Linked DNA regions of Mus musculus: all the other regions are linked to region 2. Evidence: chromatin loops called from intact Hi-C (ENCODE). Cell type or tissue: heart. All regions are shown on one strand.

Region 1 (8,000 bases), 440 kb before region 2:
CTTTCTATTTTTTTTTTAATCAGGCTTAGTGGTAAATGCTGTCTCACCAGCTGGGTTTTCTCTTTTAAATACACTTATATCAAAAGGGAAGACCCCTCCCTTTAAGACACTAAACCTTGATGTGAGAATTGGCTGAGTGATTCTCCCCAACTCATACCTTCATTATAATTGGGTATGTCAAACAGAAGACACTTGCAGAAAGCAAGAATGTTAGTGGAAAAGAAAGATAAATACATCATAGAAAAATTAGTAATGAGCAATTTGTTATCCTGGGGGAAAAGGTTTTAGCTTCCAGGAGACTCAGGCATTTCTCTTTACTTAATCCACAATTCAAACCCAGAGGCAACATGGCTTTCAAAGTGCATGTGTGTGTGTGTGTGTGTGTGTGTGTGTGTGTGTGTGTGTGTGCTGTTGATAGATTTCCAGAATCCTAGAGAGAAATCTACAGGCCATGTCTCAAGCTTGACTCTCAAAGTACTTTGTACTGGGACCATCCTCTTGCTGTTGATCAAGTTCAGATATGCTCTCTTGCCCAACCGAGAACAAATCCATGCAATTCTGTCTCTTACATATGTGCTGAGATTTAGATCATCAGTTAACTCTGATTGTTCTATCTGGAATTCAGCAACTTTTAATAGCATGGATGCAGATGGTCACCCTGGCAATTAGCAAATCTCCCTGTCCCTGTCCCTGTCCCTGTCCCTCTCCCTCTCCCTCCTCTCTCTCCCCTTCCTCCCTCCCTCCCTCCCTGCCCCCTTACTCTGGAATCTATGGTTGAGAGGGGTGGTAAGAGGTCTGTCCAAAGGGACTGGCCAGTAGCCAGACTATACGGACTCTAGAGCCAAGCAAAATGCCTAGGTTTCTCTCTTTACAAAAATAATGCCAAGTAACAATGAGCATTTTCTTTAGAGAATTCTGAGCCTAAATTCCACCAATATTTTGTGCCCCACCCCCGACTATGTCCAGCACAATCTGATAGGAATCATAGACCAGGCCCTTGAAACAGATGTGTTAAACTAGCCAAATAAATAAATCAATAGAATGCATGCCTTTCTGCAGCATGTATCTGCTTTTCTCATCTACCTCTTGATCTGTAATGTATGGGCATTGTTATTTGAATTTGTTTGAAAGAAAAAAAATATAATCTATTTATACAATATGCAAAATCTATAAAATTTATGCTCCAAGGTGCTAGTAGATTTAAGCTTGCAGATATCCTTCAGACAGTTAAATCATCCTGAGATGGGTTAATCTCAGACACAGTCAACTAGTCTTTAGGAAGAATGACAAGGGATTGGAAGAGGAGAGGGATAGGATGTGAGGGCTTCGGACAGCTGCTTCTTTTAAGGTTAGGCAAACCATTTCATAAAGACCAATTTTTCTTTTTACAAGAAACTACTCTTTGGCCCCTCACCTGCAAAAGACAAGGTGGTTAGAGAAGTCTGAAGAAGGCCAGACACCATTCCCTGTTGTGTCTGAAGTCATGGTACTTTAACGCAGACTTGGTGGCATTTCATCTGACTTCCTCTGTGGTCCTTTTTATATTACTCTCCCCCTCTGCTCTGGTGACATACTTGGAAAGTTGGAAAACTCTCCTTGCTGAGGTAAATGAAGCCCTTGGAGATAAGGACACAGAAACGAATGACCGAATGGCCGCTCCCTTGGAACCCACACTTATCCGTTCTCTAGTACTGTAGATATTCATAGAAATATCTTTCCATGCTCTAAGCAGGGATTTCACCCTCCTGTGATGTTGCTGCTGAGTATCAGAATGGCTGATCTCCCAAGTCAACAGGCGACAGACTTTTGGCTTTGGCTTTTGTAAGAGTGAATGATACTTAACTGTCCTGTGTGACAGCTTCTCCGGGGAGCAGAATGCGCAAAATAAACAGTTACTGAAAAGCATAAAGAATTAGTGAAGTGAAAATCTCGATATTTGTTTTGAAATTGAGACAGGAGTGACCTTAAAATGCTCAGTCCTGGGCGTTTAGCGCCGGGATGAATGAATCTTTGCCCATACTTCCCTCTCATTATCCTGTAAATCTTAGACTTTCCAGAGTAACGGGAAATTAATTCAAATGCAGCCCGGCGGAATAAAAAGGATAGAAATCAAGACTCCGGAGGCACTCTCCTCTCAGCCCTTTGGGGAGAGGACTTCACTGGCCCGACCCTGGAGTTTACAGCAGGGAGAACAGGGAGGCGCTAGGACCTGGGTGGCTCCTGGCTGAGGCCCCGCTCGTGAGGGCGGAGGAGTAGAGGAGGAGGGAGATGTGGGAAAGGAGGGGTGCTCCGGGGGGCGGGGGAGTCATTTATGCGGAGCGGGCGCCGCTGCCGTCGCCACTCACAGTCCCGGCGCGCTGCTCGGAGCCGGAGGGAGCGCAGCGAGAGGGCGAGCGAGCGAGCGAGCGCTTGGAGCCGGGTTCAGCAGAGGGGGCGCCCGGCCGCTGCTTGCGCTCCGGCCGGTCGTTTCCACGGAGCTCCAGGGCCGGAGAGGAGCAAGAGGCAAACGAAGAGTCCAAGAGCAAAGCCGGGAGAGCCCGCGGCGGAGGCTCCAGTCCCACTCCGCCGCCTCCCGTGCAAGCCGGGGAGCGATCGCTCAACGCCCCGCCGGCCCAGAGCCCGTCACCCCGTCCCCTCTGCCCCAGGCATGGTCTAAGAGCCTGAGAGGGGCTAGCTGTTCTGCTCTGCTCCCGGGCTCTCAGCCTCCTACCGACCGCTCCCGGCTGCGCGCCCCGCCGGCCCAGGCCGGAGAAGTTAGTTGTGCGCGCTGCTTAGCGCGCGAGCCAGCGGGCGGGCGAAGGCGGCGAAGCGTCGGGACCATGGACTGGGACTGGGGGAACCGCTGCAGCCGCCCGGGACGGCGGGACCTGCTGTGCGTGCTGGCACTGCTCGCCGGCTGTCTGCTCCCGGTATGCCGGACGCGCGTCTACACCAACCACTGGGCAGTGAAGATCGCCGGCGGCTTCGCGGAGGCAGATCGCATAGCCAGCAAGTACGGATTCATCAACGTAGGACAGGTAACCAACCCCCGGTGACACAGGCTCTGCACCCAGAAGCTAGTCGTTTGGGGGCTTCTTGTCCCCTCCGCTTCGACCCCTCCCCCTTTTCCAGATGTGCTTCTGCAGCTGTGGCCCGAACTCTAGGGCGATGCTCTCTCCAACGCGCTCGTTGCACAGTCACACACATGCCCCGAAGTTGCTGGGATCTCTGTTTAATTTGTTTTTACAAGCAATGAGGGACAGGTAGGGTCTGTGGAAAATATGGAGTGCCCTTGGACAGGTTGAGACTCGCCTGGACCTTTGGACCTGGGAAGTCCAGAAGCGCTATTTAGCTTGAGGAAATAGCCCTGCGAGTGGCTGTGGCAGGGAAGGTTGAGACTTTTGGAGGCCAAGGAGTGAGAACGCCCCTGGTTCTAACTGGGAGAGAAAAGCCTGGATTAACCTCCTGGGCCACAGAATTGCTGTGCTCTGGAGGGCTTTGAGTGCGGCGTCTGGAAGGGAGGTGGTGGGGAGAGAGGAAGGGGGCGGGACACTGGGAGGGAAGCACGGATTTAGGGGGGTCCTGGCTGCTGCCTCTCTTGGCCAGGATCCAAATGTGGGCCCCCGGAGCTGGGTGGGGAGGAACCTGGGAGACATTGAAAGCGGCTGAAATGTTCTGCTCCGGGAACTTGGGAATCTTCTACTGGCGTGGAACCTGGGGTACCCGGTTGTGGCGTGTGGCAGGAATGCTTTGCTGAGGTGCCTTTGGTGGGTTTTCGTTCGATTTGCCATGCTGAGGGAAATGCCAATACATTTTATGGGACCCTTGGCAGCGCCACCGATTTGTATTCTGGCTTAAATGGCCTGGATTTCAATGTCCTCTTCCCCATGTCCCTACCAAAAACTGGACTGGAGAGGGCTCCGTTAAATGCCCCTCCTAAGGACCTCACAACTTCTTTGGAACTGATCCAGGGAGGGAGCCCTGCCGCGGCTCTGACGCGACTAGAATTGAAAGTAAAGCCAAGGTGGGAGGGCCCTAGGGGCGTTTGGGGGCGTTCACACGGTGCTTCAAGGCTGCGGGACAGGAAGGTGCCCACTAATACTGCTGAAGCACGAGGGCACAGATGGTTTCTGAGAACCGTTTCCTTAGAACTCCACACCTACGATGGCGGGATGGTTGGACAGCCCTCGCTCTGTCCACTGGGGGGAAGTGGTCAGGAGCAGAGCTGCTGTGCCTGCTTCTAGAAACAAGCTGGGGAGCAGCTGTGAGAGTTCAGAGGACAAGAGGGCTGGCAAGGTCTTGCTCTTTACCCTGCCTCCTGTAGGGAGGATGTATTCCAGAGAAGCCAGTTCCGTGGAGGACTGAGACCAGGGCAAGGCATAGCTTATGTTCTATTCCCCACCCTTTCTTTCCCTTGGTCCCCTAAAGAATTCAGATTTTGTTGCCAGAGTGCCCATCACCTGCAGGAGAACTGCCTCTTGGAGTTCTATTGACCTCTTCTGTGAAAGATACCCTGAGTCCATTCTGGTCTTTTCACAGTTGAGCCCTGAATGTCCCTCAGTGGTGGTAAGGGGAAAAGAACATATCTCTGATCTTTCACGAGACATTTTCAATTCAGCCAACATTAAGCATCTTCTATGCCAGTTGTATTAGGGAGGCTAAGTTCTCAAAATCACACTGATTTCTTAATTTCAGAAACAACATTGACAAACAAGAGATTAGGAGCTTGGGACAGGAGGCTGATCCCCACATACAAAGCCACAGTAGGGACCTAAGATTGTGATTCAGGCTGGCTCTTCTGTGCATCTTGCCAATTAGAGAATACTTCCACCCAATGTGCAGAAGGAACAAGTAAAATTCCCATACTCCTGAATAATGATTGGGTAGCTCAGTACACTGGAAGCAAATATCCAGTCATGGCTCACTAATATTTAGTTTAAAAGGACCTGGACTTGGAAATACTAGGATGCTTCTAACTTGAAGGGTAGAGAGACTCCTGTCCTCCTGGACTCAGAATAGAGCTTAGAGTTCAGAATCCCACAGCCTCTAGTTAGAGGGGAGAGAGAACTCCTCTCTCATCCATTTTAAACATGTAAACATGTTAGTATCCTATAGCCTCTACAGACTTTTTACAAGTGCCTTTATAGTGAGGGTCTACAGCTTTTCATGTTAAGAAGAATACTAAGAAAGTTTATATATACGTAACATGAAAAAACTATTTGATGTAGTTTTTTACAACCCTGATGTGGAAATACAGCCATCCCAGTAGTTACAGAGGACCGCTGAATTGATGCAATCACTAATGTAAAAAGATCTGCTATTGTACAGTGTAAAACATTTCCCTGTGGATCAAAGGGGTATGAGCTTTGGTTGAGACTTAGGCGTGGTAAATTGAGTTCTTGTGTGTAAGATCCTGGCACTGTAAGGGCAGAAGGTATTTCTTATCTTCTTCATCCTTTACTGCACTGACCTTTTAACACTTTCCACATCCTTTTGTTATTCTTTCTAGCCAGCAATAAACCAGATGTGGTTCGGCTTAGGGCAGTAAATAATTTGCAAATGTCTCTGGAATGTTTTCACATTTTTACCCAGTTGTGCTGAGGATTGGGGGTGTTATCACATGTGTCACAAGTTAGAACACACACACACACACACACACACACACACGTGTGTGTGTGTGTGTGTGTGTGTCTGTCTGTCTGTCTGTCTGTCTATCTGTCTTCACTATGATAGTCTAGTGAGTAAGGTAGTACATTTTCACCACACTGAAGCTACAATGTTGACTGTCTACTTAGAATATCAATGCAGTGCTTTATGTAGTATGTTAGCAATTAAAGTTAAGATTTCTGGCCTGGAGATTTCTGCAGAAAAGCCTAGGAGGTTCTCTTTCCTGTTCAGGGAAGGCAGGATGTTCCGAGTAACAGGAGAAGCAAGCAAACAGACAAACACAAAGGGTTTCTGGGAGGAATCAGCGATGAGGACTCTCTTGCTTGTGGTTATGGAGACAGCATTATCCTTCCCTGGTTTTCATAACATGCTTCCATTTTGTGAATGATCTATGCTATAAAATTCTGACGTGATGCCTAGCCCTAACCATTGTTAGTGGTTGCTAGTTTGTCAGACAGAGTACATCAAGTTTTGTTTTCTATGTCAGCTCTATGATGCCTGCATTCGACAAGCTGAGCTCCTACTAGAAACCCCCGGAGTATCTAGAAATGCCAGCTGCTATGACAGTGGTTCTCAATTTGTGGATCACAAACCCTTTTGGGAGAGTCCAGTCATCCTTTCACAGGGGTTGCTTACGACCATTAGAAGTGTCAGACATTTACATTATGATTCATAACAGTAGCAGAATTTTATTTAAGAAGGAACAATGAAAATAATTTTATGGTTAGTCATCATCACAATATGAGGAACTATATTAAAGGGCCACAGCATTAGGAAGGTTGAGAAATGCTGCCCTATTGGAATGCCTAAAGGTGGGAGATATGCATGGCTGTTGGCCTGCTTGGTTGAGAAAGAAGAAGCCTTTATTCTCTGAGTCTTTGGGCTAACAGTGTACTGGTCAGGGAACCGACATATAAAGGAGTAAGATCAGATACGTATTATCAATTGTAGGTAGAATAAATCCATACAGAGAGGAATTAATCTCTGGTTTTTTGAATCCAGGGAGAAAGTCTCTTGTGAAGAGTTGGTTTGCAATGGGTATGTGTTGTATGTATCCTTCTGTGAACTACCTTACCATCATTGATTCCAAGAGTGAGATGACCAATAGAAGCCTTACTTACCAGCAACCATGGCACGTCTTGAGCAAGTCTCCACAAGGATAAAGCCAAATGGAAGCCATCCTGGGCATTTGCTTTACAGGAGGCTGCCCCAGAGAACATATGGGTGTGCAGACTGCAGAAGCCACGAACAAGGCTGTAGAGAGTCATTGAACTCAATGGCGCCCCTGTGCCTTCATGTGTAAAGTGATAAATCTTGAGATAATCGAGTGAGTTAACTATGCACTGCTTAGCTCAGCTCAGCACATACGCCTGCAGTTAAAGGTTTGTTGGATTCGAACCAGAGGAGGAATGTTGAAATAAGCAAGAGCTAAATGTTAATTAGATACAAAAGAAGGACATTTTTAAGATGGAAGATACAAAATGTAGATGTCAGAAAAGTGATTTTTTTTTTATGGCTAAGTTAGGTGGGTTTTATACACAGGGAGAATGATTTTGTCTTTCAGCTAACCAGTTAAGACAGTTTAAAAACAGTTTTAGATTAAACTTAAAACATGAGAGCTGATTTCCCTGGATGTTGGGTACCACCTTCTCTTATTTATCTTTGTTGTAGCCTTAAATATAGGCTAAGCTTGCTTGAGATGGAAGGAAGGGACAGTATGTAAAGAAGAAGGGCTAGGGATGTAGCTTAGCTGGTAATACTGTACAGAGAGCAGAGGTCAGTCCCTAGCACCACATAAATTGGGCATAGTGGTGCATGGATTGGAAGTTCAGGGTGATTGATATATATATATATATATTTCAAGGTCGTCCTGAGCACAGCCTGGACTACATGACATACCTTCTGAAACTGAAAATATCTGAAGAGTAATTATATAATAAAGTGTTTTATCTTAGCACATTATGTTAAATCCTACTTGAATTAAAATGTTAAAAAACAAATGTTATTTATACAGATAAAGTCAGATGACTTCTCAGATAAGCAGGGAATTACCTTGAGCAGGAAGAACCTTGCTCAAAGATGTCATGGAGCTGCCTGATTTCCTGATTAATTTTGACCTGTGAATAATTGGATTCTTAAGTACTGATGAATGTTGAAGAGGGACTTCTGGGTGTTCATGGATAGCATAAAAATAGGGGATGTGGCTACCCTGATCAGCTGTACTCGAGTGGACTGTGTTTCTCTAGTAAACCTGTAAGTGTTTTGTAAACAGGAGAATAAATGGATGGTTACTCCCACTTTGGTCCCGAGGTGATATACGTCTGGTCTTGCACAGGGTAGCTCTTCACACCCAA
Region 2 (8,000 bases):
TGGCTCCTGCCTCCTGGGGACTGAGACTGAAGGCATTGCACATGCACCTCCAGGCTTCTCAGAGCCGTCAGTGACAGTTAACAGCTGCTACACTTCTCCATCTTCTCAATTTAGAGGGAAGTACTTGGCACACATTCTCTTTTATATCCACATTTAAAAAGACTCTTGAGGGGCTGGCTAGATGGCTTAGCGGGTAAGAGCACTGACTGCTCTTCCAAAGGTCCTGAGTTCAAATCCCAGCAACCACATGGTGGCTCACAACCCTCCGTAATGAGATCTGACGCCCTCTTCTGGTGTGTCTAAAGACAGCAACAGTGTACTTACATATGTTAATAAATAAATCTTAAAAAAAAAAAAAAAGAATCACCAAAAAAAAAAAAAAGTCTCTTGAAAATAAAAACAACAGAAACAAACAACAAGCTTCTCTAATACTTATATGGTAAAACCAAAAGTATCCAAAGTATCCAAGGAAACTTGAAAAGAGGACTGGGGAATTTACACTAACAAGAATCAGGCCTGCTGGTGCCGACCTGTGATTCCAACTACTTGAGGAGGCTATGGCAAGAGGATCTGGGCTCCAGAGCAAATTCACAGCCAGCCTTTGCAACTTACTGAAGTCATCTCAAATAATAAACAAAGGAGCGTGGGGCACTTGAATACAGCTCAGTGTTAGACTTGTTAGGTATGGGCAAGGTCTCAGGCTTACCCTGGTAGAGGTTCTAATCCTATGGACAGTCAGACAGTGTGCTCAAGGACCCAAGGACAGACAATGGCTCCTGCAATCCCAGCACTCAGGAGCTAGGCAAGACTAAGCTATGGAAAGCCTTTCTCAAAAACAGGTGAGATGGCTTAGTGGTAAAGGTGGTTGGCCACCAATCTAGAAGACCTGAGTTTGATCACCAATTAGATTATTAAAAACACTTGCTATAAGAGAAAATTACCTGGGCTGTATTAAAATTAATAGGACAACACTATTTTGTTAGGGCAAAATATTCTTCACAGATGGTTGATATTGACATATAACAATATTAAAAATAAACAGCCTGCCCTGAACTGCACGAGCATCCTGATCGTGGGTAACTGTGTTTATCCTCTCAGAAGAATTCAAGGCGGCCCAGAAATGGGCTTGATAATAGTATTTCTGTTATCTGAGTAGCTTAAAGAGGAAATGAAACAACCTCTCCTCCCTTTTCCTTCCTCGCCCCACAGAAAAACAGATGAGTGTTCTCACAGCAACACAACCTTAGGGACTTGAAGTCCTTAGGAGTTCATGGGCATTACTATTTCAGCAGTTCTCAACCTGTGGCTCTTGACCCCCTTGGCAAACCTCTACCTCCAAAAATATTTACATTATGATTCATAGCCATAGCCAAATTACAGTTATGAAGTAGCAATGAAAATACCCTATGGTTGGGTGTCACCACGACATGAGCAACTGTATTAAAGGGCCACAGCATTAAGAAGGTTTCGAGCCACTGGTCTCTTACATCAGCATTTTAACTCAGTTTTCTGTGACACACTTCTCTTATTAACTCCTCAATGTTAAAAGTTTTTAGCACAGGCCTGTCACTCAGGAGGCAGAGGTTGGCTCATGAGTTCAAGGTCAGCTAAGTATGTAAGCTGTGGGGAAAAGTAGGGCAGGAGAAAAAAAAAAAAGACTATACCCTCCAGGTGATTTTAGATGGAAGGGTTAGGAGGCTAAGTAGAATGTGGCCCTGAATATGAAGCCTAGTTCCATTCCCAGCAACGCTAAAAAAAAAAAAAAGGAAGAATGAAACAACAAGAAAGAAAGAGTGAGCAGGAGAGAAGAGGGATGAGGTTAAAGCATACTACAGTAAGCAGTGTCTTAAGGCAATCAATGATGCAAAGAAATGCTTTTTTTAAAAGGGCCTCACTTTTGAGTCTGTTAGGTGGTCCATAAAGCTTAAATAGACCCTTAAACAGACAAAACCAACAGGGCGTGATGGCACATTTCATCCCAGCACTGGAGAGGTAGAGGCAGAGGCAAAGGCATGTGGCTAGATCTCTGGGAGTTCCAAGCCAGGTAAAATTACACAGTGAGACCAATAAAAATGACTGAATAAAACAGGTAATTTTGAAAGATGAGGGAAAAGGCCCACTTATAGGACACACTGAAAACAAAGAGCGACACAATGGCAATCCTTCCTTCTAGCAACTACTCTCTTGTGAGACAGGATCTCACAACACAATCCAGGCTCTATTCCTCTCCCTCCTACATTGGATGACAGGCGTGTTCAACGGTGTGGCTTTAAACCAAAATGGAGGGCTGAAGTGATAGCTCAGCAGCTAACAGCACACTAGGACCCAAGAGCTTGCTTCCCAGCACTGAAGCTGGACAGCCTGGGCTAACGCCAGCTCTTAGTGGATCCAACCTTCCTGGCCGCCATGGGCACCTGAGCTCATGTGCACACCCACAATTAAAAATTAAATATTTAATTTAAATGGCTCACGGCTATCAATCAAAACACAGAGAGATTAGCAGAAAACTATTACAAAACCTAATCCAACTATATGCTCCTTATGAGGAGACTCTTTATTCACAGAAACAGAATAAAAACATGGAGAAAACTATCCCATTGAAATAAAAGTAAATAAATGCTGGGGGCGGGGCAGGGATGAAGTGGAAGGAAGGAATGTCAGTTAGCATACAGCCCAGGCTACTTTTCTTCCTGTTATTTGTTTGTCTGTTTGAATTACGATCTCTCTAGTAGTCCTGGCTGTCCTGGAACTATATATACCAGTCTGGCCTTGAATATCAGAGATCCACCTGCCTCTATAACTGTGAAACCCTTAAGCTGAGGGGTTCTGTGTGCATTTAAAAGAGCAAGATGTGACTCTTACCATGGACTTTTTCACATTCTTATAGTACGGGTTCCATCCAATGCTCACCACCATTTTATGGACATCGCCGCTCCCAACGCTGGCCCAACCATAATAAATGCCAGTAGACACATCAGCTGGAAGATTGTCCACCACTTGTTCAGGAAAATTGGCTAAATAGAAGTAAACAGATATTCATTGCTACAAGATTCACATTAAACATTGATTAAAAACATATTAAAACGTTAACTTGAATCATTACACTCCCAGGATCTTTCTGTTTTCCAACCTTCCACATTCCGACTTGAATTTCTTCTCTTCAGACAGCACAGGTTACAAGTGAGGCACAAAGCAAGTGTATAAATCTCTTCCCTCCACCCCAAAAAGCCACACGAAAATGCCCAAGTGGAAACAAAGACACGAAATAAACACAGAGGTTTATCGTAAATTACCCATGTAGTCCTCCACTTGGGAGGCTACGAGAGATCCCCTGAGAGATCCCCAGAGCTCAGGGAGTAGGAGGAAGCCTTTGGAAACAGAGCGAGACCCTATCTGTTTGAATTAAAACAAGCAAAAGTCCCTGCTTTTTCCTAGTAACGCCCCTAAGTAGGCTGAGTCACTTTAAAAGATTCTTATTTTCAAAAAACACAACCCCAAATCCCCAATTCAAAGATTGACTTAATAGGTCAAGGCACAGCCCAAGGCATCAATTTTAAGAATGGACAATCAAGTCTTGATTACTAAAACTTACGTAGTCAGACCAAATAAACGTCGGCTCTCATAGAACTACCCGTGTTGTCATTGATCACTACACAGTAGCATCATTAGAATGGAACTTTCAACAGCTTGAGAGTTCGGCCAATCCAACCTGCGGTGCCTTCCCGGACGGGGCTGCGCAGCTCGTCGCTAGCGGCAGGAGCGCGGCTGCCGGGTCCCCTGCCCACGGCCTAGAGCTCCACGGCCCCGCGACGCGCTCACCTGTGGGGATGCCCAGTTGCTTGGAGCCGCGGCCGAAGCCACGCACCACCTGGCCGCGGCAGAAGAACGGCAGGCTCCTCATGACGCTGACCTCGGAGGACGCGGGCTGCTCCTCGCTCCGTGCCTGCGACGGAGCCGCCGTGAGTGCGGCGCCGGGGCCCGGACCAGCCGGGGGATCCCGCGGGAGCTGGGCCGGCGGAGCGAGACACCTGCCGCGACCAGTGCCTGCCCGCAGGATAGCACCCAGCCGTCAGATCCCAGCGGCCGCTCGGCCGGAACTACGACAACCGCGGCGAATGCACAGGTCTGCGGCCCAGGCGACCGGCCTGCTCGGCTTCCGTTGCTCTCCCGCCGTAGCCCCGCCCCCGCCGTTGCGGACCCGCCCAGAAGCCGCGCCCCGCTCGCCGACATCGTAGTGCGGACCGTCCTCACCTCCTGCGGCTGAGGCCCCGCCCTCGCCTCTGTGGCCCCGCCCTCACCCATAGCCCAGCCTCTAATTGTCGCCTTTTCAGCTTCTGAGTTTGGGCTTTGCTGAAATAAGCGTTGCTCACAAGATAACTTAAGTTGTTCTTTTCCTCCACAATTTTGAATAAAATTCTGCCCAATCTTTGCAATCACTTTCTTTTCCCTTACTCGTATGTAACTCTGAGAATGTTCAGCTGATCTTAAAAAATGTTTTCTCTATGTTGGGAACATTCTTGATAACGTTTCATTTCCTTGACTCTAGTATACTAACACAAAACAGGTATTTGTAACTGACTGTGAACAATCAGTTGAGAGAACTCACTGCCTTCAGACCAGCATAAAACAAATATGTGTTGAAAGAACAAAGCACACTACCAAGGTGCTAGGGAATTAACGGGAAGGAAACTGTAACCCCGGGCCCCATAGGACACTCGCCCAGTAAACACTCTAACAGAAGTCTTTAGAAAAGTTTAAATGACTGTGGCTGCAAGCTCACGCTAGCCCTAGATAAACTAGAATTTGAATGCAGACCCTGCTTCCTTGAGCAGCCAATATATGAGAACTACTTAAATGGGAGGATCTGTGCGAGGGGATACTGGGAGAAGGGAGCGCTGCTATTGGGACGTAAGGTGAATAAATACTTTTTTTTAAACAGAAAAAGAAAACTACTTAACAGGTTGCCTGGCAATATTAAAAGTGTGAGCCAGGCATGGTGGTGCATACTTATAATGCCAGGAGTCAGATGCAGAGACCACGGGCTACAGAGACCTAAGAAACTAAGAATGTAATCACTTACCTGCTTAGGGGGGGGCGGTTTCTTTTTTCTTTGTTTGTTGAAGGTGGTGGTAATTGGATACCGGCTCTATTCCAGACTGGCCTGGAGCTCACAACTCTGTCTCAGCCCTTCTGTGTACTGAGATTATAGGCATGCACTAACACAACTGGGTAAGAATGTTTTTAGTGCTGTCTTCCAGGTGTCTTTCATTCCAAATAGTTGATATGTTAGAATGGTAGTTTTCAGTTTCTTCATCACCAGTGACAAAGCACACAGGGAGGTGAGAACCAGATACATCATGCTGGGTTTTATACCACCAAGTCCACGCTCTAAGGGAGTGAGAGAACTGAGATAAAATGAGGAATAAAGATAGATGGTTTTGTATTTCTTTTGGTTTGGTTTTTCAAGACAGGGGTTCCCCGTACAGCGCTGGCTGTCCTGGAACTCACCCTATTGACCAGACCGGTCTTGAACTCAGAGATCTGCTTGCTTCTGCCTTCTAAATTAAATCTGGATTAGAGGTGAAGGTGTGCCCCACACCTGACCTAAAATAGATGATTTTTGAGAAATAAAATAGGAAGGGTGTGGATTCAAGACTAGCATGACCTACAAAGTAGGTTCCAGATCAGCCAACTCTGTCTCAAAAGAAAAAAAGAAAAAGAAAAAAAAAAAAGAAAAGAAAAAGGGAAAGAAGGAAGGAAAATAGATGCTAAGTACGTGTCATACTCTCTCATTTAATTTTGAAGCTTGGTTTTAGCTGTGTAGCCCTGGCTGATCTGAACTTGCTGTTTAGGAGAAAATGGCCTTGAACTCACAGAGATTCGCTTGCCTCAATCTCCCAAGTGCTAAGATTAATGTCAGGCCCCACCATGCCCAGCAAATTCCTTTTTCATGAAGCTATTCGTATGCATTCCTATAGATGCATACTTTGTACATTCAGGTAGCTATGGACAAGAAAATTCTGTTTCTTTTCCACTGCATCTTGGTAGCCTCCGAGGGCTCTCTTTTACTTAAAAATGAAGTTGCCTTTCCGGGCTCTATCTCTGCTTCATCTAGTCATCAAGTCAGAATCTGTCAAAGCCACTTCAAAAATGGGGGCCAGGAGTGCTTGCAGATACTCAGATGTGTGTTTCATCCATGTGATTTATTGTTTTTCACACTCATTAATAGTGCTCCGATGTATTTGGTTCAGAAGATACGTTACTGGACCTTCTTAATTAATATTACTTTTGCAAATCTAGAGTTGAGAGAGAGAGAAAGAGCATGGAGTTGTCAAGTTTAGTGCTTTTAAACGTAAAAATCTCCAAAGTATTTCTATTGCTCTTTCTGAATTGCACTTGCAGTGCTTGGCCTCTGCCTGCAGGGAAGGAGACCCTGCCCAGCCATTGACTGGCTAGCAATTTTATTTACCAATCAGAACCAACTTGGGGCAAGGACCCTCAGCATCTTACATATGAATTCTCATGCAATTCTCGGGAACCCAAATAACATAACACAAGTGTTAGACTAAATCCACATCAGTGTGCAGCACCAAGCCTCTGAGGAAAAGGGTTTTATGTCTCTAGGATGGAAAATCATGGGGGTACAGTCAAATGACATGCAGAGCCTGCTGGTAAAGCCAGTTCATGCAGATTCCTTTGGGCCCTTGTTTGGCTGGCATCTTCAGGGATTAACTTCTTGCTGGAGTAAGGAGGAGGCTACCTTTGTCATTGTAAACCTATGCCCTGCTTCTATAAAGGCAGAGAGAGCTTGCTCATAGTTCGAGTGATGTTTGTTTGTTTGTTTGTTTATTCATTTGTTTGTTTTTTCAAGACAGGGTTTCTCTGTATAGCCCTGGCTGTCCTGGAACTCACTCTGTAGACCAGGCTGGCCTCAAACTCAGAAATTCGCCTGCCTCTGCCTCCCAAGTGCTGGGATCAAAGGCGTGCGCCACCACACCCGGCAGTGATTTTTAAAAAGGATTTATTTTATTTTTGATTGTGTATATGTGTATGCCTGTGTATGTGTACGTGTGTGCACGTGAATGTCAATTCCTGTGGATGCCAGAACCATCGAGTGTTCTGAAGCTGGAGTTACAGGCAGTCATGAGCTGATTAAGGTTCCAGCAACAGAACTTGGGTCCTTTTCAAAAGCAATACATGCTCTTGCTCAAGTACTGGGTGGTCTCTAGCCCAGCTCAAATAAATTTTATGTTAAAGAAATATGGTTATCTATTCTGATTTTCTTCAACAGATAGTATTAGTACAGCTGAATTAGGTTCATATCACAGTAAATATTATATATATATATATATATATATATATATATATATATATATATATAGAGAGAGAGAGAGAGAGAGAGAGAGAGAGTCAGCATTGTACTGGGTTTGAATAAGAATTGTCCCCATAGACCCATATATTTGAATACTTATTCACCAGGGAGTGATAGGACTCTCTGATAGGACTAAGTATTAGGAGGAGTGGCCTTGTTGGGGGAAGAGTATCACTAGGAAGTTTCAAAAGCTCATGCCAGGCCCAGTCTCTCTGCCTCTCTACATTGTAGGATGTAGCTCTTAGCTACTGCTCCAGTGCCATGCATGTCACCATCTCCTGCCACACCATAATGATAACGGACGAAGCCTCTGCAACTGAAAGAAAGTCCCTTTCTTTCATAAGAGTTGCCTTGGTCATGGTGTTCCTTCACAGCAGCAGACCAGTGACTAAAACAACCATGAAAACCAAATTCATAGAATATTTCAGTGAAATTTGAATCAATTGAATTTGTAATTATTGAAGCACACAGATTTTTTTCTTTTAAAAAATATTATTATTTTTTTTTAAAGATGGGGTCTTACTGTGTAGCTCTGGCTGACCTGGAGTCAGCTACATAAACCAGGCTGGCCTTGACCTTACAGATATCTACCAGTCTCTACCTCCCAAGTCTCTGGGATTAACGGTAT
Region 3 (8,000 bases), 230 kb after region 2:
AGAACCACAAATGTCAATTTCATTGACACCCTGAACAGCAGTTTGGCTGTGTACAATGGCCACTTGTCTCATCTCTCACAAGCAAATACAAACCCGGTAAGACTTCAGAAAGAGAAAGTGCAAAGAGCTAACTCATCGCAATGGACATAAAGCATGCATTTTTTTTCAACATGAAATGCAACAGGTGTGCTTTAGAGTAGACAGATCCGAGTATTGGCCCGTTCTCTTCCTATAAACATGGGCCTAATACCTCAGTCACATGGGCCAAGGTCGTGGTACTCCACCAGCCTTACCTTTTAAACTTATAAATTAGGGATGTACAACCTATCTTGCTCAGTTATTGAAAGGCGAAGCAATGAGAAGTAAAGGCCTCACATCCCTGAGAAGTCAGAACTGACAGTCTTTCCCTCCCTGCTGTTGAATATTTGAAGGTTCTTTGTCGCTATGTGTTAGTGAAAATGATCCTCCTGTCTCTGCTCAGAGCTGAGCCCAGCCCCTGTGTCACCTTCCTCTGCAAAAGAAAACTGGGAAAACAGAGAACTGGACAAATGTGTATGTTCTTCTAGGAAGCTGGTGGTTGTAAACCATGAATTTCCCTTCATTTTTATTCTCTGGACGTTGTTCAGTAAATGTTCACTTATCATGGTCTTATATCTCTCTTATTGGCTTCCATGACATTTTAATCCCTTATGGTAAATCTTCAGACGTAGGCATGAATCCAAGTTGACATAGGTCACCTTTTTATTCTACTTCTAAAATTAGGTCTCATCCCTTATCAATGAGCCTTTTCTCCATGCCAGTCTGGACCTACCAAACACTGAGAGTTTCATCAATTTCTGAAGGAGTCAGGCTAAGTCCACTGGTCATTGACAAATCACTGAGGTGACAAAAAAAAAGGTTCTCAGCCTCTGGTAATAGGGAGACTAGCTCTGTTTATTGAACAAATATGCACTGACGGTCTACTATGCGCTGAGACTAGAGTAGACCAGAACCCTTAACCTCTTCCTTGTGGAGATAGAAGGATGGAGTCGAACCAATGCACAGTGCTCCATATAGCTCTACAGTGGCCGATGTCTTCCCCAGCATCTCCATAGACCCTTCTAAAACACAGCACCAGCAAGTTTTAAACATACCCAAAGGCCCAAATGTAAAGGTCTGGTTTCCAGGCTATAGCACTCCTAGAAGGTGTAGAATCTATAGGAGGACAGGCCTACTAGCAAGAAGGTACGTCATTGGGAATAACATTGAAGAAATATTGGGACACTGCCTCAGGTCTCTGTTTCCTGGCTGTGATAGCTATGCTCTGTAACTCACTGCTGCCGTGATATTCCACCTCACCATAGGCTCAAATGCAGCATGACCCAACTATCATAGACTGAAACTTCTGACACGACAGTCAGTCAAATATAATTCCTTCCTCTTTTTAAGTTGATCATTCAACTGTCTTGTCAGCAACGGGAAGCTGACTAACATAGGGAGTGTCTCTTTACAAAATCTGTGGCTTTGAGTCGATGTGTTCCCTAAAACTGATGCTGCACCAGAGCTGAGGGACAGTGGGCAAAGCTGGGAGATACCGTTCTGTAGCAGAGTGCCTGTCTGGTATGTGAAAGGCCCTACATTCACTCTCTAGTTACACGTGAACACGTGCAGGCCAGGGGAGGGCACTCAGTGTCCTGCTCTGTTGGTCTCTTCCTTGTTCCTCTGAGATAGGGCTTCTCAGTGAACCTGGAGCTCATGAATGGCAATGAGTCTGGCAGCTGTGCAATCCTTCTGTCTTTACTCTGGGGGTGTGAGTGATAGCCCAGGTTTTTATGCAGGTACTGGAATGCAAACTCTAGTTTCCCTGCTTAACCAGCAAGCCCTCGGCCTGGCCTCCAGGCCCTGGTTTTGAAAATCCTCAGAGGCACAGATTCCTGATTTCTCAGGATAGTATAGTTTGTTCTATAACACACCCACACACTCATACACACACACACACACACACACACACACACACACACACACACACACACACACACACACACACATACACACACACTGTTGTCTCAATCCATCCGTGTGATTCTCCTTAGCATTAAATCTAGCTACCTGTCTTGTAGAAAAAGGCTGCTAAGAGCAGTTACAGTCAAAACTGAGATTAATCTGGGTGTGGTGGCACATGACTGTTATCTCGGCACTTGGGAGGTGGAGACAAGAGGACCAGTGCCAACTTCAGCTACATAAGGAGACTGGGACCAGGGCAGGTACATGAGACTATTTCTCAAGAACAAAAGAACAAAATTAAAACAAAGCAACTAAATTAAATCACTTCCTGTGTGCTACAACACATATCATTTCATCTTATCATTCTGTTTCCTCACCAGTAAGAGGAGAATGTGTCAATTCTTCAATATGCGTGATGACAGAAGCCACCACACCTATCATCAATGTACCAAATTTTGCTCTCCAACCTAAGCGTTTTCTCTATGTGAAGCCATCAAATCTATCTTAATCGCTGTTATATCTGCAGTACCCAGGAGGGTAAACACCTAGTAAATATTACACAGAAGACCCTGAACACATACACACAGTTTCTCTAGCCTTCGGTCCAAGAGTCAATCTTCAAATCAATGAATAAAGAGCCCCCAGATTCCTCCTGACCATCACACTGAGCTCACAACAGATGTCAGAAAGTCCACTTGACAGTGAACATGAATGTGCAGGCCCCCAACTCAAAACAGGTACGGGAGGGCTTTAAATGTGACAGAGTATCCACCTAAATTTTGTGGGGTTTATGAGTTCTGTGATTCACCAGTAAGACAATGAAGTAACTGCAGAAGTTCTGAATATGAGGTCAGGGTTGTGAGTTGTGGTTCCCTTAACCATTGATGGGCTGGTTGACTGAGAAAATGGGCTTCCAGTTTTAAGAGTTTTAAAGAGAGATGATAAATATTCAACATCCCAGGCTATGGGGAATAAACCCAACACAAACAAGACCTCCTAGAAAGAATAAAGCACAATGCACATGGACCTTCCTGTAAACAATAAAGCATTGTCTGAGTTTCAAGTGTCCTTACAGTTAAGAAATAACTGGGGGTAGCCACTAGAAAGTCGTAGATGCTAGGAAGGCAAGAGGCTCCCAGGACCCAACAGGGGTGACATTAGCTGGAATACCCAACAAAGGGGAGAGAGAACCTGTAGAGACCGTATCCATACATTAGACATGGCCCCCCATTGAGGGATGGGGCCACCCACCCATCTCCAAAATATTAACATAGAATTGTTCCTGTCTAAAGGAAATGTAGGGACAAAGAGTGGAGTAGAGACTGAAGAAAAGGCCATCCAGAGACTGCCTCACCTAGGGATCCATCCCATATACAGACACCAAACACAGACACTATTGCTGATGACAAGAAGCGCTTGCTGACAGGAGCCTGGTATGGCTGTCCCCTGAGAGGCTCTGCCAGAGCCTGACCAACACTGATGTGGATACTCACAGCCAACCATCAGACTGAGCACTGGGACCCCAGTGGAGGAGTTAGAGGAAGGACTGAAGGAGTTGAAGGGGTTTGCAACCCCATAAGAAGAACAACAATATCAACTAACTGAACAACCCAGAGCTCCCAGGGACTAAACCACCAACCAAAGAGTACACATGGAGGGACCCATTGCTCCAGCTGCTTATGTAGCAGAGGATTGCATTATCTGACATCAATAGGAGTGGGGGGGGGGGGGCTTGGTCCTGTGGAGACTTGATGCACCAATGCAGAGGAATGCTAGGGAGGTGAGGTGGGAGTGGGCGGGTGGGCGAGCTCCCTCATAAAAGCAGGGGGGAGGAGAGATGGGATAGAGGGCTTGCTGAGGGGAAACCAGGAAGGAGGATAACATTTGAAATGTAAATAAATAAAATAACCAATAACAAAAATAACATCAGAAGCAGTGGGTTAATTGAGTATGGGTTGTACGTGTTTAGACAAAGCATAGCTAAGATTCCTAAGAACTGGGTATGAACCCAGGTAAAAGGTAATTTCACAGCTGCACAAACCTGCAGATCCTAGCATGCCTCCTGCTCCCTGGTGTCATGGAACTGAGCCTGAGCTGTTCAGCTGGAACACCATGCAGGCAGGCACCAGGGAAGGGTAAAGCTGAAGGCCACACTCGGGGGATGGGACGTGTGGGGGTGTGGAGGCAAGAACTGCGACAAGCTCATGGGTATTCATCAGGTATAAGGGAAATCTGAGCCATAAGAACCTACGGCAAGTCTAGGAGAGATCCGGGGATACTCTTAGGAGCATGAACATCTGTAGGAAAGGCGTGTCCTGATGAAAAACAGTAGGCGGCAGAAGGCTGCCGAACTGGCTACACGTCTCCACCTAGAGGACGCCTCACGACACTTCTGTGGTTTCTTCACTGGATGGAGTAATGTTGCGGCATGTCCCTGGCTTCTAATCTTCCGAGTGAATTTTCCTGACATTGGGTTGTTGACTCCATAACTTGCTGTAGCTAATGGAAAGACTTAGGAACAAGTGTATGCGGTGTCACCTTCCTCCTGCCTTGATGGCTGTGCGGGCTCTGCCCGGCTAGATTCGGGTGCCTGTGATGAGCTAAAGCTGCTGGGCACATGCACAAGAAATGGTTTCTATCCTGTTTTGCTTTGAGACTATTCAGACTACATAGCAAACTTTATTCCTTCACAGGGAATATCTGGCTCACACTGCCGTCTCAATGGTATCGTTAATTTGGATAACCCATTTCCATGGTCCCAACAGAGCCTCCGTTTTACAACACATATCTTCTTGCCCGGGTTGTGAAAGTATAAACATACATCTTTAAAGCTATGACAGAATTTTGGAAGAACATCAAAGACTTTCTAGTATTCCATAAATCTAAGTATCAATATAACACTTGTATGCTTTTTACTTTCATCATATATAAATTCATATTTATTCAATTCACTCAATTTACTTAATATTCTTAAATGGGTGTTTGATCCAATTAAAAGTTATTTTGAAATGTTATATATATATATATATATATATATATCAAACATATTCTTAGATACTTTTAATTTCCTAGAATAAAGTACTCATATGAATTAAATAAAATACTGCTTTTAAGTTCAACTTAGAGCTCCTTTGATTTCTTAATTTGTGGCTTTCTGTCTTTGCTAAGAAGAGAATATAAAAAGCTTTAGCTGTGTCTAGCAGGGTGTAATGTACTGGGTATGAGCTTCCTCCACCCGCCCCATAGCTACAGTTTCTGTGGTTTCTGTTACCACATGCAATTCTAGTCTGAAAATATTAAACGGAAAGTTCCAGAAATAAAAATTTAATAATTTAGAAACCTGTTATATCCTTGTTATTACTCCTTTATTTTTATTAGTTATTATTTTTAACTTCTTACAATACTTAATTGGCAAATTAATATTATCAATGGTGCAAGTGTACAAAAAAATACAGTGTATTGTCCATGAGGTGGGTATACTCTACCATAAACACAAGTCCTATCATATGAAATTGAATATCTAGATAATAATTAATACATTTTCAAGCTTAAACTCTACCAAGGGAAATACTCAGGTGTCATAAATGAAGTTACTAAAAATTCGATGAGTAGGTAAGATTCCAGACTAGACAGACACAGTGCTGGAAGAAAGTCATGGTCCTGACATGTTATAGAAGGCTCTGGAAGAGCTCCTAATTAAAATAGATGAGGGGACCTGCATGGAAAGCCTTAGAAAGAGCAGTCAGACAGGTAAGTGTCTTTGGTAGAAGATAAACAGTGATCTCAAAGAACTGAAGATACTAGCCATGTGCTAAGCATTTCTATGACCTAAATGACAGCTGAAACTCAAACCGCAAAATTAAAATGTAAATTTCACCTAGGATTAAAGAAGACAGATGACTTGGAGTTCCAGAAGTAAGTATAAACTCACTTGATAGCACTGACTAGGAATCACTGGAAGTCTTCTTAGGAAAAATACAATCACACACACACACACACACACACACAGAGAGAGAGAGAGAGAGAGAGAGAGAGAGACAGAGACAGAGACAGAGACAGAGACAGAGAGAGACAGAGAGAGACAGAGAGACAGAGAAAGAAGAAAATGAAGTATGCTACTAAGAGCATTGTGAGTACTGCCAAGAGACTCCATAAATGGGAGAGAAAGCAGTGATAGAAGTACTTTCAAAGAGTATGAAGAGGCTGTTCACTATAATGAACAAAGAATAGTCTCCAACCATGGCATTGAACCACTAAGATTGGACTAGGCAAATCATGTCACTTAAACGCTTAGGAGCCATGCTGCTTAAAAAGAAGTATCTAGCTGGATATGGTGACACAAATCTTTCATTCCAGCACTCAAGAGGCAGAGATAGAGATAGAGATAGAGATAGAGATAGAGATAGAGATAGAGATAGAGATAGAGATAGAGATAGAGGCAGGTGGATCTATGAGTTAGAAGTCAGACTGGTTTACATATCAAGTTTCAGCCAAGTCAAGGCTCTGTCTCAAGAAAGAAAAAAAAGTGTCTTAAGAGCCAGTCAGAATAGGCATTGTATTAATATCAACTAAATGGTTGTTAAGCAGAAAACACATTGTTAAGGTAAAAAAGATATTACTTATTAATTAACAGAGATCATTTATCAGAGGATGCAATAATCTAAAATCAATGAACAATGGAGCTTCACAATATATAAAACACAAATGCAATATAAACTGAAATGTGTAGTAGATTTCATAGAGGAAAAACTTGAATATATATCTTAGGAATGTATTATTTTAAAAAAAGAAATACACAGGAACACAAGACATCTGGAGAACATAACAATAGCAAGTCTGCATTCAATAAAAGCATACATGGTTCTAGGAGCAGCAAGCACATAGGATGCCAATCAGGATACACCGGAGGTCAGCATCATATGTGTTATTCTTTAACTTCAGGCAATTCATGTAAAAGAAATCAACCTCATAAGTACAGTGTGGAGACTGAAAAGCACTTGTAAGTGACCACAAAGTAAAGCCGACTTGTCACAACAGTTTCAAAGAGGTGACAAGGAAAAGTGACCTTGAATTCAAACATTAGAAAGTATGATGTGGGATGTATTGAATTAACTGAAACTCCCAAGAAGTGAAGCCTTGCTGCTTTGGGTTTCGATGCTCTGACACTAACTCTGTGTCTCCTCTAATGATCTGAATGTCACCAAGTTCAGGGCCAGAGACATATTTGAAATTCTCCAGTTTAAGAATGGATCCTGTATAGGTTGATAGATTACATACCCCTGGTGTTTATGCTTCTAAGTAAAGGAGGGCCAACTGCAGTGGTGTGCCAGACCTTTTATCACACAGGGCAACGAAGCACTGAAATGATCTATCATAGCTAAAGGCACCCTCTTATACTTAGCACAGTGATAAAATCAAAATCAAATCCTTTCTACATTTTACAGTGCCTAGCGAGTGTGTGTGTGTGTGTGTGTGTGTGTGTGTGTGTGTGCGTGCATGTGCAGGTTAACACACACACACACACACACACACACACACACACATGCAGGTTCTTTTAAATAAGAAATGAGCAATGAACCAACAACACTTGGCACACACAGCCATCTCTACTTGATGTAATGTTTTCTGACAGGCATGCACACCCAGTAGCTGGCAGTGCCCCTTTCTCAGAATAAGCATTGTTTAAAAAATTGGCAACTAAAAACCACAGCTTCACAAGAAACAATGTAGTGGATCAAGGTGGAGTTGGGATTGTTCTCTAGAAAAGAGCTCTTTGATTTTACTGATACTTTTTTGGGAAAGGATTACAAAAATAGAAGTTTTCTTTAGGTCATAGTTTCTATAGTTCTTCCGATTTCCAGTCAACAAAGATACACATGGATGATAAAATTGCTCTTGTCAGAAGTGAGATAAAATAAAAAATAAAAAAAACAACAAGAAACAAACAAAGGTTTTCCCTGGGGTATTTGCTGCTCTTTGTTACATACATAAATTAGTTCAGTGGTTGGAGGACTGCC

The links. A loop is a pair of places that touch in the nucleus more often than their neighbours do. Peaks named below come from ENCODE experiments on the same cell type or tissue, not always from the same donor. Only the 100,000 strongest peaks of a DNase experiment are listed, where the experiment ranks them.
Region 1: a loop joins it to region 2, with 3 times the contacts of the local background. A loop is called at or near these places in 4 of 42 quality-filtered maps.
Region 3: a loop joins it to region 2, with 2.5 times the contacts of the local background. A loop is called at or near these places in 4 of 42 quality-filtered maps.

What each region holds. Positions count from the first base shown.
Region 1 is chr19:17,831,972-17,839,971 of GRCm38, reverse strand. It overlaps Pcsk5 (proprotein convertase subtilisin/kexin type 5), which reads left to right and starts at 2,340. Exons shown (of 38, transcript NM_001190483.2): 1 at 2,340-3,017. The coding sequence starts at 2,820. In heart, CTCF peaks have their summits at 2,376, 2,665 and 4,163 (motif pointing right); DNase peaks (open chromatin) are centred at 2,301, 2,921, 3,581 and 4,121; H3K4me3 peaks cover 3,507 bases; H3K27ac peaks cover 2,435 bases.
Region 2 is chr19:17,390,212-17,398,211 of GRCm38, reverse strand. Rfk (riboflavin kinase) reads right to left here and starts at 4,169. Exons shown (of 4, transcript NM_019437.3): 1 at 3,820-4,169; 2 at 2,863-3,014. The coding sequence starts at 3,901. In heart, a CTCF peak has its summit at 281 (motif pointing left); DNase peaks (open chromatin) are centred at 1,181 and 4,161; H3K4me3 peaks cover 2,281 bases; H3K27ac peaks cover 1,124 bases; H3K27me3 peaks cover 593 bases.
Region 3 is chr19:17,160,003-17,168,002 of GRCm38, reverse strand. All of the region lies in intron 9 of Prune2 (prune homolog 2), which reads right to left. Among named protein-coding and RNA genes, the nearest start is that of Gcnt1, 190 kb to the left of the region's middle. In heart, a CTCF peak has its summit at 4,374; DNase peaks (open chromatin) are centred at 1,582 and 4,342; H3K4me3 peaks cover 610 bases.